Linked DNA regions of Homo sapiens: regions 1 and 2 are each linked to region 3. A link is a contact called in ENCODE Hi-C or POLR2A ChIA-PET data. All regions are on one chromosome and are shown on one strand. The core of a region is the stretch at or near the end of the contact, and the rest is flanking DNA. Distances in the headings are between cores, read along the strand shown.

Evidence for each region. Hi-C counts contacts between places; a loop is a spot of excess contacts on that map. ChIA-PET counts read pairs that join two places held with the same protein, here RNA polymerase II (POLR2A). Pooled maps may share reads with other maps.
Region 1: a map with no recorded cell type shows a loop between it and region 3 (5-fold over the local background). The contact joins the promoter of IL4I1 here to the enhancer-like site in region 3. A Hi-C loop is called at or near these places in 4 of 37 single-sample maps with no recorded cell type and 4 of 50 pooled maps. POLR2A ChIA-PET finds 5 or more read pairs at or near these places in 2 of 52 experiments (GM12878 and activated B cell).
Region 2: a loop to region 3 is called in a pooled map, with 3 times the contacts of the local background. The contact joins two enhancer-like sites. A Hi-C loop is called at or near these places in 1 of 37 single-sample maps with no recorded cell type and 7 of 50 pooled maps. POLR2A ChIA-PET finds 5 or more read pairs at or near these places in 3 of 52 experiments (A549, B cell and activated T-cell).

Annotation. Positions count from the first base shown.
Region 1 is chr19:49,894,898-49,898,200 of GRCh38, reverse strand. It overlaps IL4I1 (interleukin 4 induced 1), which reads left to right and starts at 1,314. Exons shown (of 8, transcript NM_152899.2): 1 at 1,314-1,366; 2 at 2,019-2,053; 3 at 2,148-2,386; 4 at 3,021-3,133. The coding sequence starts at 2,041. RefSeq lists enhancers at 205-384, 2,779-2,828.
Region 2 is chr19:50,677,618-50,680,792 of GRCh38, reverse strand. The region is part of intron 21 of SHANK1 (SH3 and multiple ankyrin repeat domains 1); the gene reads left to right. Among named protein-coding and RNA genes, the nearest start is that of C19orf81, 30 kb to the right of the region's middle. Within about 2 kb of position 1,297, at least 4 of the 41 ENCODE cell types and tissues checked have a DNase peak (open chromatin) inside an H3K27ac peak, as active enhancers do; they include B cell, where a contact is called at or near this core.
Region 3 is chr19:50,339,800-50,342,702 of GRCh38, reverse strand. The region is part of intron 2 of LOC105372437 (a long non-coding RNA gene); the gene reads right to left. It also overlaps the pseudogene NAPSB. Among named protein-coding and RNA genes, the nearest start is that of KCNC3, 12 kb to the right of the region's middle. RefSeq lists an enhancer at 1-134. Within about 2 kb of position 1,487, at least 3 of the 41 ENCODE cell types and tissues checked have a DNase peak (open chromatin) inside an H3K27ac peak, as active enhancers do; they include B cell, where a contact is called at or near this core.

The DNA of each region.
Region 1 (3,303 bases), core at 65-2,564, 440 kb after region 3:
TACAGGCGTATGCCACCATGCCCGGCTAATTTTTATATTTTTAGTAGAGACGAGGTTTTGCCATGTTGGCCAGGCTGGTCTTGAACTCCTGACATCAGGTGATCCGCCTGCCTCGACCTCCCAAAGTGCTGGGATTATAGGCGTGAGCCACCCCTGGCCCTCGTCACTATTTTTGCTGACCCAAGCTCTTTCGGTCCCTGAACTCTCCAGCTCTTTGATCATTTCCCTTTGCCACGGCCTCCCGCCCCTGCGTCACATGCCTTGTTACTCACATTCACCCCCCAGCCCCTCCCGGCCATAACCGCATCCCTCTTTGATTTACTGCGGGAGTTTCCCATCTTCCTTCTTGTTAATGCCCTCCAACCCCCACCCAACCCTTGCTGCAGAGAATCTGCCTCCCTCTGGTTTTCCTCCTCACGGAGCCCCTGGCTCCCTCTCCCCCACCCCAAGGAAAGTCCCTGCTATTGTTTCTCCACCCCCACCCACTCCAAGGTGCCGCCCCACTCCCTGCCCTGAGCACTGAGGTGGTTCTTAAAGCAGGGATGGGTGAAGCCTGGGCGCTTCCCTCTGCCGGGTGGTCACTCATAGAACCCCTGAGTGCCCCTGCGGCCACAGCAGCTGGCATTTCCAAAGGAGCAGCTTCCAGTACTACCCCAGGTTCCGGCCACAGAACTTAACCTGGATTCACTCACTTGATCCTAAAACACTGTGACGTCTGTAGACGTCATTTGACAGCTGTAGACGAGAGCCACAGAGGGGAGGGCGGGCTCAGAGCCCACGTCCTGACCCCGGGACCACGGCTGCCAGCCCCACTGCTACACCCATGTAACGGAGGGGGAGACTGAGGCTCTGGGTGGCAAGTGGAGAGGGAAGTGGAACCATGGGGGGCCCTGCAGGACATGGCGACACCTGACGGAGAGGGACTTGGAGGGGAAAGTTGGCCTGGCCCAGGGACCTGTAGCCCCTCTGTCCCCGTGGGAATCAAGGAGGCAGAGAGAGTGCAGGGGAGGATAGAAACAAGTGGCCTGGTGATCAGGGACGGGGGCAAACCGAAGGGGATTCCCCGTTGTTGGCACGGTTACCTGAGCATCTATTTCTGGCCTCCAAACCACCCCAGAACTATCTGGGGCAAAAGGAAGTGAATAGACTGATTAACTTCCTCCAACCCCCTTTCTCCAACCTCAACTAGACTCTGAGCATTGGACCAGAGCAGCTCCAGGAAACCAGTTTCATTTCCCTCGGCCAGTTTCCCAAAAGGAGGGGTGGGCGGGGCTCTGCCAGTTTAAGGGGAGAGAAAGGGCCACAGCAGAGACAGTGGAGGGCAGTGGAGAGGACCGCGCTGTCCTGCTGTCACCAAGAGCTGGAGGTAGTGACACGGCCAGTGGTGGGGGGACAGAGAGACAGGACCCACAGAAATAGGGACTGAGAAGCAGTCAGGAGCTGGGGAGATGAGGAAGAGGGAAAAGAGGCCGGGCGCGGGGGCTCATGCCTGGAATCCCAGCACTTTGGGAGGCCGAGGTGGGTGGATCACCTAAGGTCAGGAGTTCGAGACCAGCCTGGCCAACATGGCGAAACCCCGTCTCTACTAAAAATACAAAAATTAGCCAGGTTTGGTTATGGGTGTCTGTAATCCCAGTTACTTGGGAGGCTGAAGTGGGAGGATTCTTGAACCTGGGAGGCGGAGGTTGCAGTGAGCCAAGATCTTACCACTGCACTCCAGCCTGGATGGCAGAGAAAGACTGTTAAAAAAAAAAGAAAGAAAGGAAAGAAAGAGGGAAAAGAAGAGAAAGAGACAGGAACCCGAGAGAGCTGTGGCAGAGGTGGAGACCGGTGAGGAGGGAGGCAGGGACGGTCCAGGGGACTCTGAAGGAATGGGGTTAGGGGACACAGGTCCAGAGAGCAGGACAGTGACTGGGGGAGGGCCGGCTCTAGCAGCTGGGCAGCCCATGGGAGACAGAGTCAGGCTACAGTGGTCACAGGCCTCAGTCACAACAGCCCTCCCTTCTCCTCCACCCCAGACACCATCTCCCACCGAGAGTCATGGCCCCATTGGGTGAGTAAGCAGGGGAGGGGCTCTGGAACAAGTGAGTAGAACCCCTCTCCCCCGACCTGCCACAACCCCGTTGACCCTGTCCTCCTCCTCCCAGCCCTGCACCTCCTCGTCCTCGTCCCCATCCTCCTCAGCCTGGTGGCCTCCCAGGACTGGAAGGCTGAACGCAGCCAAGACCCCTTCGAGAAATGCATGCAGGATCCTGACTATGAGCAGCTGCTCAAGGTGGTGACCTGGGGGCTCAATCGGACCCTGAAGCCCCAGAGGGTGATTGTGGTTGGCGCTGGTGTGGCCGGGCTGGTGGCCGCCAAGGTGCTCAGCGATGCTGGACACAAGGTGGGAAGCACTGCTTGCAGTCTACCTGGAGTCCCTCCTGCTGCAGGCTGGAGTCCCTGGGCACAGGGACACGGCCGCGTTCCTCCTTGAGGGGGTGGAGGTGGGGATGTGGGGGGAGAGGCTATCTTTCCCTGTAGTCTGGGGGTGAGGCCCAAGCCCCCTGCTGTCACATGTCTCCACTGAGAGGCCCCAGACTTTCCTGTCCCACGTTTTTCATCCCAGAGGGAAGTCTCACTGGCTCAAAGCTCCTCTGTCCTGGGGTGGGGCGCCTGTTGGTGGAGAGGGAAACTCTACCAAGGGGATGTGTGCCCTGAGGTCTAACCACTGACCTACTCACTGCAATCCGAGAATGAGAATGGGCCAGCCCAGGGGCTTCTACGCATATGGGTCATCTCCGAACTCCCCGAGCTGGGAAGTCCCTTTGCAGTCTAGCTGGCAGCCTTCCTCCTGCAGTCTGGAACTGCTCACTCAGTTCTGTTCCCCCACCTCCATACAGAAGGGGACCCTCTCCTAGTCTGGGTCTGGGCCACTGTGGGGATGGAAGAAGGCAGGGGGCTGGCACGGGGTGGTAGAGGGCAGGGGATGGTCAGTGGGTGGAGCTGAAGGGCCCTCCTCGCCCCACGGACTCCCTCAGGTCACCATCCTGGAGGCAGATAACAGGATCGGGGGCCGCATCTTCACCTACCGGGACCAGAACACGGGCTGGATTGGGGAGCTGGGAGCCATGCGCATGCCCAGCTCTCACAGGTGACCTAGCAACCCACCCACCTGTGTGCCTAGACTCAACTAGCCCCCCAGCTCCATGCCCACACCAGAGTGGGCCCGAACTTCCACTCTGACTCCCAAACCCAGCCTCCAACCCCATCCTTCGCCTAATCCTCACCTCAGTCTTGCCTCCAGCGCCAGCCCTGGGCCTC
Region 2 (3,175 bases), core at 48-2,547, 340 kb before region 3:
TTCCAGCTACTCGGGAGCATGGGACAGGAGAATCGCTTGAACCTGGGAGGCAGAGGTTGCAGTGAGCCAAGATCGCGCCACTGCACTCCAGCCTGGGTGACAGGGTGCGATTCTGTCTCGGGGAAAAAAAAAAAAAGATGCCACTATCTAAGGACTTGGAAACTGGGAGATTTCAACCCTCTCCAAAGATGCACTTTTGCATATAACCTAGAGGAGGTAGGGACAGCAGGGGCGCGGAGCCCAGCAGATCCACCCTAGGTCAGGGCACCTCTTGGGCTGTCTCCTCCTAGGGCTCTGCTGTCCATCCGCCCCTCGGTATGGCTTTGGCTTTCTCTGGTACTGTCTTTGTCACCCGCCACTGATGCCCGAGGGCTCCCTCGTGCCCCCTCATCTCTCAGTCTGAGACGTCATTGCTCCCTCTCAGTTGCACTCCCCACTTCTGGGGTTCCCTCCTGGGGCTGCGCAGGCCCTCTCTGAGTCAGAGCTGCCCTCCCTCCTTCCTCTCTGGGCTCTTCCTGCTTCCCATGCTTCCCATCGCCCTCTCATTTCCCCTCTCATCTCTCAGTCCTTGTCTCTCCCCCTTCTAGGCCCCATCTCTGTCTGTCGCTCTTCGCCTCTCTCACTCTCCCTATCTTTCTCTTCCCATCCCTCCCTGTTTCCCCACCTCCCTCTCTCCCCCATCTGTCTTTGTCTCTTTGTCTCTGTCTCTCCATCTCTGTCTCTGTGTCTCCTTGTCTCCCTAGCTCTCTCCTTGTCTCTCTATCTCTGTCTCCTCATCTCTGCCATTGTCTCTCTGTCTCTCCATCTCTATCTCCCCATCTCTGCCTTTGTCTCTCTGTCTCTCTATCTCTGTCTCCCTATCTCTGCCTTTGTCTCTGTCTCTGTCTCTCCATCTCTGTCTCTCTCCCCATCTTTGCCTTTGTCTGTCTGTCTCTGTCTCTCTATCTCTGTCTCTCTTTTTCTGTCTCTCTACGTCTGTCTCTGTGTCTCCTTGTCTCCCTCTCTCTGTCTCTGTCTATCTCTGTCCCCCCATCTCTGTCTCTTCAGTTGTCTCCCCGTCCATTCTCTCCCCTATCCCCTCTCAGGGCTGCCTCCTTAGCAGGAGTTCCCCAGCCACTGGTCAGCGGCAGGACATGCGCTGCCACTGAGGCGCCAGACCACGAGGTGACGGAGAACTGGGCCTTTGGGCGGCGGACTGAAGGGGAGTCTGCCCGGCAGCCAGTGACGTCATGCAAGGCTGCGCACTCTGATTGGCTGTCCCTTCTGCGCGGGAGCGAATGCTCCCGTTGGTTGGTGGAGTTCAGGTGCTCCCTGGGGAGTCAGTGCGATGCCCCATCAGATTGTTATGGTTCCTCCGTCAGTCTGACATCTCTCCTGTCACCCTGACCCTTCTTATGTCAAGCTAACCCATTTTTGTCCCTTCTTCTTCCACATGGTGCTGAAGTGTCTTTTGTCAGCTTGCAAATCTGACGAGGCGTCTGTCACTCTGCACCCTCCTCTGTCGGGGACACCCCTCCCCCTCACTCTAACCAGTTCCCTGCCACTCTAAGCCCTCTCCCGTCACCCTGACCCCTTGCCTGTAACCCTGACCCCTCCCCGTCACACTGACACCCCCCCATCACCCTCACCCCTTACCTGTAATGCTTGTAACCCTGACCCCTCCCCATCACCCTGACCCCTCCCCACACCCTGACCCCTCCCCATCACCCTGACCCCTCCCCATCATCTTGACCCCTCCCCATCACCCTGACCCCTCCCCATCACCCTGACCCCTCCCCATCACCCTGACCCCTCCCCACACCCTGACCCCTCCCCACACCCTGACCCCTCCCCATCACCCTGACCCCTCCCCATCATCTTGACCCCTCCCCACACCCTGACCCCTCCCCACACCCTGACCCCTCCCCATCACCCTGACCCCTCCCCACACCCTGACCCCTCCCCATCATCCTGACCCCTCCCCACACCCTGACCCCTCCCCATCATCTTGACCCCTCCCCATCACCCTGACCCCTCCCCATCACCCTGACCTTTCCCCATCACCCTGACCCCTCCGTTTTCCCTTTGACTCCTCCACTGTCTCTCTTTTACCTCTTCTCTCACCCTGACCCCCACCCTGTCACCCTCACCCTTCCCCATCACTCTGACTCCTACTCTGTCACCTGACCCCTTCTCTGTCACATTGACCTCTCCACTGTCCCCCTGACCCTTCCCTGTCATCCTGACCTCTCCCCCATCACCCTGGTCCCTTCCCTGTCACTCTGACCCTTCCACTGTCACATCAACCCCTCCACTGTCACTCGGATCCCTGCCTCATCACCTTCACCCTCACCTGTCACCTGACCCTCGCCTCTCCCTCTGGCCCCCACCACCTGCCCCCGTGCCCCATGCAGGTGTTTCCCTTGCCTTCCTCCCCTCCTCCCAGCTGTCCTCTCCTGCCTGGACTCTGTTCTTGCTGTCCTCTCCAGCCCTGCCCCTCAGCAGTCCCCGTGTGCTTCCTGACTGGTCACACCCCCTTCTCCTGGCTCTTCGTACCCCTCCCATTTTATCTCAGGGTTTTTGAGCCACTCTGACCTCTTTTCTCCGATGCATCTTGAATCTCCTCCTTACTCGCTGGCTGGTCTAGGATAAGGACCTTTTCTCTCTGATCCACGGCCTCTTTCATTATCATCCAAATGGGTATAATCCACCCTAACTCACAGGTGTGAGGATCCAGTGAGGACACATACGAAAAATAGCAGGTAAAATGGCTCACACAAGAGTGTCTCCTTCCACTTGCCACTTCTCTACTGCCTTTATCTTTTGCAAGGTTCTGCTCTCTGATACCACACAGCTGCAGGACGGGACAGAAAGCCAAGCAGAGTATTGGTCTGTGGCTGAAGGAGGTGGGGGAGGGGGTCAGAAAAACATTCAGCAAAGTGGAGAAGGATTGAGCAGGCTGAGAAGCGCTTAGAGAAGAGCAGCATGGCAGGAAATCCGTCAAAGCAGGGATGCCTTCAGGCGACACCTCCTGAAGCCTGCTTGGAGCTGGCCCTGTGCTGTTTGATGGGGATGTTCAGAGGAACAGGCTGGGGTTTTGCCCTGGAGTTGCTCGCCACATCTTGTCAGGGTGTCTTGTATTGCTTCCAATGAGTTCTTCCTTCTACAAATATTTATTGAGCACCTACTATATCCT
Region 3 (2,903 bases), core at 238-2,737:
TGCAGGCTGGGCGTGGTGCCTTATGCCTGTAATCCCAGCTCTTTGGGAGGCCGAGGCAGGTAGATCACAAGGTCAGGAGATCGAGACCATCCTGGCTAACATGGTGAAACCCCAACTCTACTAAAAATACAAAAAAATTAGTCGGGCGTGGTGGTGGGCGCCTGTAGTCCCAGGTACTCAGGAGGCTGAGGCAGGAGAATGGCGTGAACCTGGGAGGCGGAGCTTGCAGTGAGCCAAGATCATGGCACTGCACTCCAGTCTGGGCAACAGAGCGAGACTCCATCTCAAAAAAAAAAAAAAAAAAAATTACTGCATGAGGCCAGCCATGGTGGCTCACACCTGTAATCCTAGCACTATGGAAGGCAGAGGCCTGGAGGATTGCTTGAGGCCAAGAGTTCAAGACCAACCTGGCCAACATAGTGAGACCCCATCTCTTTCTACAAAAAAATCATTAAATATAAAATTTATTTTAAAAATTACTGCACATTATGTTTGTTAACCAGCTTTTTTTTAAGATTTTCTTTTTTTGTAGAGATGGGGGGTCTCACTATGTTTCCTAGACTGGTCATGAACTCCTGGCCTCAAGTAATCCTCCCACCTCAGTAAGATCTTTGAATAAGTAAGGATTTACAATCTGAAATTCTCCCAGGACTCTGAGAGTATAGATGTTGCTGGTGTAAGGTTCAATGAATTCATCATTCCCTATTCATCTGCTTTGCAAACCTAATATATCACGGACATTTTCCAAGTCAATGCAAAGAACAGTGAGTCTCAGAATGTTGTCTCAAAACCAATAGCATTAGCATGGCCCAGGACCTTGTTAGAAATGCAAATTCTCAAGCCCCATCCCAGATCTACTTAAAAATTAAGAGATCTGAATTTGAACCAGCCCTCTGAGTCTGGGCTTGGCAAACACTGAGCCTGAGGGTCAAACCCTGCGTGCTATTTCCCTTTTACAAATAAGCTAAAGGGAATCTAGGCCAGATGTAGTGGCTCATGCCTGTAACCCCAACACTTTGCAGGGCCGAGGCAGAATTGCTTGGGGCCAAGAATTTGAGACCAGCCTGGGCAACTTAGCAAGAACTTATCTCTACAAAAAATGAAAAAAAAATTAGCTAGGATGTGGTGGCATATGCCTGATTCCAGCTACTTGGCAGGCTGAGACAAGATGACCTTTGAGCCTAGGAGTTTGAGACTGCAGTGAGCCACAATCGTGTCATTGCTCTCCAGCCTGGGCAACAGAGTGAGACCCTGTCTCTAACAAAACTGGAGTCAGCATGCGCATTCATTTCCATAGCATCTGTTGTCTGCAGTTGCTTTCATGCTATCTGGACAGATTTGAATAGTTACCACAGAGACTGTCTGGCCTGCAAAGCCTCTACACAAAGATTTGCCCAACACCACTGCTGTAGGTGATTTTGGGTCATGCTAAATAAAGTTTGAGAATGACTGGTATAGACAGCTACTTCCTCCTTCTTAGAGGTCAAATGGGGTTCCATTCTATGTATGTTCCAAAGCAGAACTAAGCTGTACCCATTGTTGGCCACTGTAACCGCCTAGCTGGTTCTTTCTGCCTGCTGCCCAGATACAGCCAATTTATCAAGATAGGAAAGCGGCAATAGAGAAAGAGTTTAATTTATGCCGAGCCACTGGCTGAGCAGGAGACCAGAGTTTTATTATTACTCAAATCAGAGGTGGGCATGGCAGCTCACGCCTATAATCCCAGCACTTTGGGAGGCCGAGGCGGGTGGATCACCTGAGGTTAGGAGTTCAAGACCAGCCTGGCCAACATGATGAAACCCCGTCTCTACTACAAATAGAAAAACTAGCTGAGTATGGTGGTTGGTGCCTGTAATCCCAGCTACTTAGGAGGCTGAGGGAGGAGAATCACTTGAACCCAGGGGGTGGAGGTTGCAGTGAGCTGAGATCATGCCAATGTACTCCAGCCTGGGTGACAGAGTGAGACTCCATCTCATAAAAAAACAAAATGAAAACAACAAATTAGCCTCCCCTAACATTTGGAGGCCAGGGTTTTTCAAGGATAGTTTGTCAGGCCTGGGAATGGGTGCTGCTGATTGGTCAAGGATGTAATCATTCATAGGGGCCTGGAAAATAGTCTGCTTCTGGGTGGAGCCACAGGACTGGTTGGCAGGTCTGGGTGGCATCACCAGAAATGCAAAAACCCTTAGTCTCAAAAGGCCAATCAGGTTCTACAGTAGTGATGTAATCTGCAGGAGTAATTGGGGAAGCTGCAAATATTTTGACCTCTGGAATAATGACTGGTAATCATTTATGTCTGCACCTTAGCAGAATTCATGCTCCTCTCATCCTCCTATCCTGGTGGTACTTCATTAGCTTTACAAAGGTGGTTTAGTTTTGGGGATGGACTATTACCATTTAAACTATAAACTGTCTCCCAAAGTTAGCTTGGCCTAAGCCCAGGAATGACCAAAGGCAGTTTGGAAGTTAAAGGCAAGGTAGCGGTTGTTTAGATCAGATCTCTTTCACTGTCCTAATTTTCTCACTTATAGTTTTTGCAAAGGCAGTTCATCATTGGACTGTCTCCAGTTTCCAAAATTAGGCACAGCCTCATAAACCCACCTCTGTGCACTCATCCAGTGATCTCCTATAGATGAAATTCTGGGTTGTGTTAAATGGTGGGTACAATTTTCGAGCATTTGATACACATTTGCAAACCTAATCAACAATAAGTATTCTCAGTTCTTTGCCAATCTGTATGGTGAAACAAGGTTTCTCACTGTTGTCATTTGTATTTTTTTGATGACTGTTGATGACATCTTTCCATGTATTTAGAATTTATTTGTACTTCTTTTGCAATTTTATGTCCTTTGTCCATTTTCCTAATGAGCGTCAAGAACTATGAAGTTAGTTTGCCATAGTTT